Linked DNA regions of Homo sapiens: region 2 is linked to region 1. A link is a loop called in an ENCODE intact Hi-C map of the cell type or tissue named here. Cell type or tissue: IMR-90. All regions are shown on one strand. Links, peaks and the distances in the headings refer to the core of each region. The heading gives the core; the rest is flanking DNA. Region 1 overlaps SMG6 (SMG6 nonsense mediated mRNA decay factor). Region 2 overlaps SMG6 (SMG6 nonsense mediated mRNA decay factor).

The links. Peaks named below come from ENCODE experiments on the same cell type or tissue, not always from the same donor. Only the 100,000 strongest peaks of a DNase experiment are listed, where the experiment ranks them.
Region 2: it touches region 1 in a loop (2.1-fold over the local background); 8 of 110 quality-filtered maps call a loop at or near these places.

Annotation. Positions count from the first base shown.
Region 1 is chr17:2,243,621-2,246,531 of GRCh38, forward strand. It overlaps SMG6 (SMG6 nonsense mediated mRNA decay factor), which reads right to left. Exons shown (of 19, transcript NM_017575.5): 9 at 1,038-1,099. Among named protein-coding and RNA genes, the nearest start is that of SMG6, 59 kb to the right of the region's middle. RefSeq lists an enhancer at 1,367-1,416. In IMR-90, for the core only: a CTCF peak has its summit at 1,331 (motif pointing left); DNase peaks (open chromatin) are centred at 1,041 and 1,151; H3K27ac peaks cover 1,813 bases.
Region 2 is chr17:2,110,271-2,113,181 of GRCh38, forward strand. The region is part of intron 13 of SMG6 (SMG6 nonsense mediated mRNA decay factor); the gene reads right to left. Among named protein-coding and RNA genes, the nearest start is that of SMG6-AS1, 22 kb to the left of the region's middle. In IMR-90, for the core only: no CTCF peak of the experiment used is centred there; a DNase peak (open chromatin) is centred at 1,651; H3K27ac peaks cover 517 bases.

The DNA.
Region 1 (2,911 bases), core at 181-2,680:
CAGAGAGTCGAGTCATGCCGCTGCACTCCAGCCTGGGCAAGAGAGCAAGGCTCTGTCTCAAAAAAAAGCCTTCTAGAGAATTACAGATAAACTTACGAAGTTATGACGGGAAGTGAAAGGGAAACATTGACAATAACTGGGGTATTCATAATTCAAAACAAATCACCCCAAAGGGTAGCTCACAATACAACTTCCAACTCAGAAAATATTAGAATCCAGTAGAAAACTGGTCTAGTGGAAGACTGGTCTGGGGGCACTGCCACCTACTACTTTCTTCACTCTCCTATACTCAGGGAGATCCTATACTAAAGAGGCACCAGGCATCCATCTGCTCTGGCGTGTAGGCATTACGTTGGGCTTAGGATCACTAGTTTTATGCAGAGAGGAAGAACTCGGATCCATCCAAGGAATAAAGGAATACTCAAAACTCGATCTGTTTCCAGGAATTTAAGCAGTCAAGTGTTAGTTTTGCACACACTACCTTCCCTGAGATGTCTATGGAAATCCATGGTGGATGATGAAACCGTAAGAGGCTTGGTATCTAATGAGATCAGCAATATGGCAAAGGAATCTGAGCATAGGAGGAAAGGATATGGGTCAAAAGGATATAGAAAGAAAATGTTACTCTTATTTTTGATGGAAAAGTAGTGGACAGTATTCTTCCCAAGGAGGACCCCCTGACAGCTGCACCCAGGGATTTAGCACAACTGCCCTGAGGCACTCACTAGGGACCTAAGCCGGAAGGCAGAGGAAAGAGAAACCCAGAGGGACTGGGGTGGGGGCTGGGACAAGATTGTATTTAAAGGAGTGTTTTAGTAAAGGTAGAGAAAGAAGAAACAAGAGAGATAGAGAGTAATATTTACCAAATTTCATGAGCACAGTAGGACAGAAGATGAAGGGAAGAGAAGAGAAGGTGGAGGCCTCTAAGAATTCACACCCTGTGCCCTCAGTTACAAACACAGTCCAGTTGCTAACAATATTAAATTCCAAAATGACTTGTAATGTAGGAAAATAAAATAAACATCCTGCACACTTACCCAATCCGGGTAAACAGCTTCCCATGGGCATGGAGAAAACTGAGGATGAACCTTTTGTTCAGCTGCATGGGAAAAAGGGAGAGGAGAAAACAATTAAACTTTCCCCAGTTTCCTGTTACTGAACAGAGTCCCCAGTGACACAATAACCTGGCCAGGGTCTAAGGGGTGGGCACTAGGGATGGGAACCAAATGGACATGCCCAAACTCTCACAGACCCAGGGCACATGCCCAACAGCTGCCGCTCAGCTGAGCCAAGATGACAACAGGCTCAGTGAGCAGACAGCACCCTCTGCCGGCAGTGGCACCTGTGTGCAGGGGATGAGGCGGTGAATCCTAATAAGCAGGATATAAAGAAAGGTGCCCACAGCTCTCTGAGGATCTAGGAGCCACTCCGGCTCCATAATCATGGAAATGAAACTCTAACAGGAGCAAGGATAATAGTGAAGGCCCTGGTTCTATTTGGGTTATTTTTCTACCTACCTAGCTAGGAAAGCAGGACTCTTTGACAACCAAGAGCAAGGTAACCCACCACTAACTAGCTCATCAAATTGTACTTCACCAGCTTTAAAAACTAGAGTTCATGTTCTAGGTCTGGAGTTGAAAATTCAAGTGTCTAAAGGGCTAGGCGTGAAGTATGCTGATGGAGACAGTAGCAAGCTATGACTATTCCACTCCAGTTTTGGCCAAATCCTCTATGTAGGCCCAAGCTGGAAACTGCAATCTGGGTTTTTTTGTTTTTGTTTTTTGAGACAGAATCTTGCTCTGTCACCCAGGCTGGAGTGCAGTGGTATGATTTCAGCTCACTGCAACCTCCACCTCCCAGTTCAAGCAATTCTCGTGTCTCAGCCACTCAAGTAGCTGGGATTACAGGCATGCACCCCCATAATCGGCTAATTTTTGTATTTTTAGAAGAGACGGGGTTTTGCCATGTCGGCCAGGCTGGTCTCCAACTCCTGGCCTCAAGTGATCCACCTGCTTTGGCCTCCCAAAGTGCTGGGATTACAGGCATGAGCCACTGCACCCAGCATGTTTTGTTGTTTTGAGACAGGGTCTCACTCTGTCGCCCAGACTGGAGCACAGTGGTGTGATCACAGCTCACTGCAACCTCAACCTCCTGGGCTCAAGTGATCCTCCTGCCTCAGCCTCCTGAGTAGCTGGGACTACAGGTATGTGTCACCACACCTAGCTAATTTTTAATTTTTTGTAGAGAGGAGTTCTCAATACGTTGCCCAGACTGGTCTCAAAATCCTGGGCTCAAGCAATCCTCCTGCCTCAGCCTCTCAAAGTGCTGGGATCACAGAGGTGAGAGTCACTGCACCTGGCTGAATCTGGATTTTTATGTGAAATACTCTGGCTTTTACATGTTGGCTACTAATGAAAATAATTTAAGCATTAAAGAAGCCAAAAAACACATTTGCCAGCTACATCTGGCCCATGAGCCACCAATTTACAATCGTGGTTCAAGGTTCTAGAAAATCTACTTCCATTGAAACCAAACTATTTCTCAGCAAAACAAGGGAGGGAAAAAAATTTCAATTCAAATCCAAAGCAAGTAGAAACAATCTAAAAACTAAACCTCCTTGTCATCTTCCCTGGTCTCCTAGAAGCAGTATATTCAGGGCTCTGTAGCCAGCCAGGAAGAGAAGTGAAGAATCTTGACCCCAGGATCCCAGTGGTCAGGGCAAGGAGTCCAGTATCGCTGGGCAGTCTGCCCCACAAGGAGAAAGTCCCTGTTTAATCCTCTGACAAAACAGAACATCAATCAAGCTATGGCAGTTCCATCTATTTCATATGGAAGCCAAGTGTGGGAAAAGAGGTACATTCTCACTTAACCAATGATCAACATCAAACTCTGCATAGAATGTTCACTCTAT
Region 2 (2,911 bases), core at 311-2,810, 130 kb before region 1:
CATGGCACATGGTGAAAAAAAGCAATACAAAGGCCGAATTTTAAAAACAAAACCTTCCCACCTTTGATTTTTAGGCCCTGTTGCGAGTTTCTGGTATGTTCTTCAGAGATAGTTCTGCATTTACTGACATATGTGATTAACTACGAGCTCTCTCTATGCCTTTTATAGATACATTTATGTAAGTGGTGATATACTATGACACACGCACACGCACACACACGGTATTTTAAAGATAATCAACATCATTTGTGAAGCACATTTCATGCCAAATACTAAGGATCATCAACAATAAAGCACTCTGTGTTGGGGGGACTGATGGAAAGATCTGGCGGAAGCAGCAAAGGAAAGCAGACGGAAGAAAGACCCTGATGAGGTGCTCAAGTCCATCAGTCATCATCAAGTCCAACAGGCCTGGGAGAGGTCAGCAACAACAGTCTCCCCAGCCAAGCAGGGTCTCAAATGACAAAAAGTTGGGCAAAATAATGTGCAAAGTATATACATGTGCTCCAGTCTGCACGCTGCCCAGAAAGAGCTCCCACCCCAGAGGAATCAATATCAGGAGGGTCATCAACAAATTTGAAGGCCAGAAACAAAGAGTGCTATATATGTATTTACTGTGAAAATTAAGCGGCTCCAATTCCATTTCGATGTGTAGGCTATAGGTGTTACGGCAAGAGCTGCCTGGTACATCTGAAGGCCGCTACGCCCACCTTCAGTGCCAGTTTCCTTATCAGAGGAGCTCGTAGAGCCTCACAGAACACAAAGTAAGATATCTGAGGTGTTTCAGGCTGATCTCACAGTCTGAGTTCTAAATGTATTCTACTGAAATTCAATAAATATTTATTAAGCACATGCTATGGTGTGGCAGGCCCTATTCAAACCACCAGGAATACAGCAGTGAATAAAACAATGCTCCTGTTCCCATGGAACTTAAAACATTTTTCTGAGACTGAGAATCAAATAAGCAGACAGTAGTGGGAAGTACTGTGAAAAAAAGTTGGGTAAGGGAGACAGAGAGCGGCAGGGTGGGGAAGAGTATTGCTATTTTATATAAGATGGTGAATAGAAGACCCTAAGAAAGGTAATATTTGATCAGACTTGAAGGTGCAAGCCACAAAAAAGAGAGGTCCTTTCTTATCTCGCTCAAAGAGGTCCTCTGAGATCACAGGATCTCGCTGTTGCCCAGGCTGCAGTACAGTGGTGTGATCATAGCTCACTGCAGCCTCGACCTCCTGGGCTCAAGCGATCCTTCTACCTCAGCCTCCCAAGTAGCTGGGACCACAGGCGCCTGCCACCACGCCTGGCTAATTTTTTATAGAAACGGGGTCTCCCTATATTGCCCAGACTGGCCTTGAACTCCTAGGTTCAAGGGATCCTCCGGCCTTGGCCTCTTAAAGTGCTGGGATTACAGGCATGAGCTACTGTGCCTGGCCCGAAAGGTCCTTAGAGCGGGTTTCTTGGGTGGTGGCTGGAGCATCAAGGAGTTCCTTCTCTGATCGAAGGGCTTGTTAGCTACACAGTTTGAAGGAAGGAGAACAGGCTTTTCCAGCTCAGCCTGGTGAGAGGAGAGGCCTTTGAGAGTTTATGCAGCTTGCACACCCGCTCCATGCAGTTTCTGGAAAGTTTCCATCACAGATGAGAGTTTTACGTTGAATTTTAAGTTTGACCACAAATATTTAAACTTCCCTGGACCACAAATACAGTATCTTCCCTGTGGTTTATCTGGCAGCAAGTACATATTTACAAATCTCTATATGTCTGCCTGTTATTTAAATTTCTTACAGAAGTGCCAAGGTCTTTAGTTGTGATTTATCCCCTCCCCCTCCGTACTGGTAGGTATAGTCTTCATTAGGCCTAACTCTTGGGAAAAGGAGGTATCTTTACAATTGAAGCTTAGAAATCTTCCTGATTAAATTTCCTATTACCGCTTCCCTCTTAAAAAAAAAAAAGTCGGCCGGGCGCGGTGGCTCACGCCTGTAATCCCAGCACTTTGGGAGGCTGAGGCGGGTGGATCACGAGGTCAGGAGATCGAGACCATCATGGCTAACATGGTGAAACCCCGTCTCTACTAAAAATACAAAAAAAAAATTAGCCAGGCGTCGTGGCGGGCGTCTGGAGTCCCAGCTACTCGGGAGGCTGAGGCAGGAGAATGGCATGAACCCGGGAGGCGGAGGTTGCAGTGAGCCGAGATCGTGCCACTGCACTCCAGCCTGGGTGACTGAGCAAGACTCTGTCTCAAAAAAAATAAAATAAAAAATAAATAAATAAATAAATAAATAAATAAATAAATAAATAAATAAAAGGCAATGGTCTGTTCCAAGTTCTTGCATTTGAATTGAAATGTAAAAATTGAATTTTTTTGGTGCTTTTTTTTTTCCACTAGGGAATTGAGAACAAAACTTAAAGCTAAATAAATCTGCATACTTTAGCTATATTAAAAAGCAAAACAGCAAACAATAAAAGCCAGGTGTAATGAGCTCCAAACTTTTTTTTTTTTTTTTTTTTGAGACAGACTCTCACTCCGCCACCCAGGCTAGAGTGCAGTGGCGCAATCACAGCTCACTGCAACCTCTGCCTCCCAGGCTCAAGCAATCCCCCTGCCTCAGCCTCCTGAGTAGCTGGGACCACAGACATGCGTCACCATGCCTGACTAATTTTTGTATTTTTGGTAGAGATGGGGTTTCACCATGTTAACCAGGCTGGTCTTGACCTCCTGAGCTCAAGTGATCTACTGGCCTCAGCTTCCCAAAGTGCTGGGATTACAGGTGTGAGCCACTGTTCCCAGCCTTTTATTTTCTTTTTTAAGAGACAGAGTCTTGCTCTGTCACCCAGGCTGGAGTGCAGTGGCATGATCAAGGCTTACTGCAGCCTCCATCTCCCAGCCTCCCAGGCTCCAGTGATCCTCCCCGCG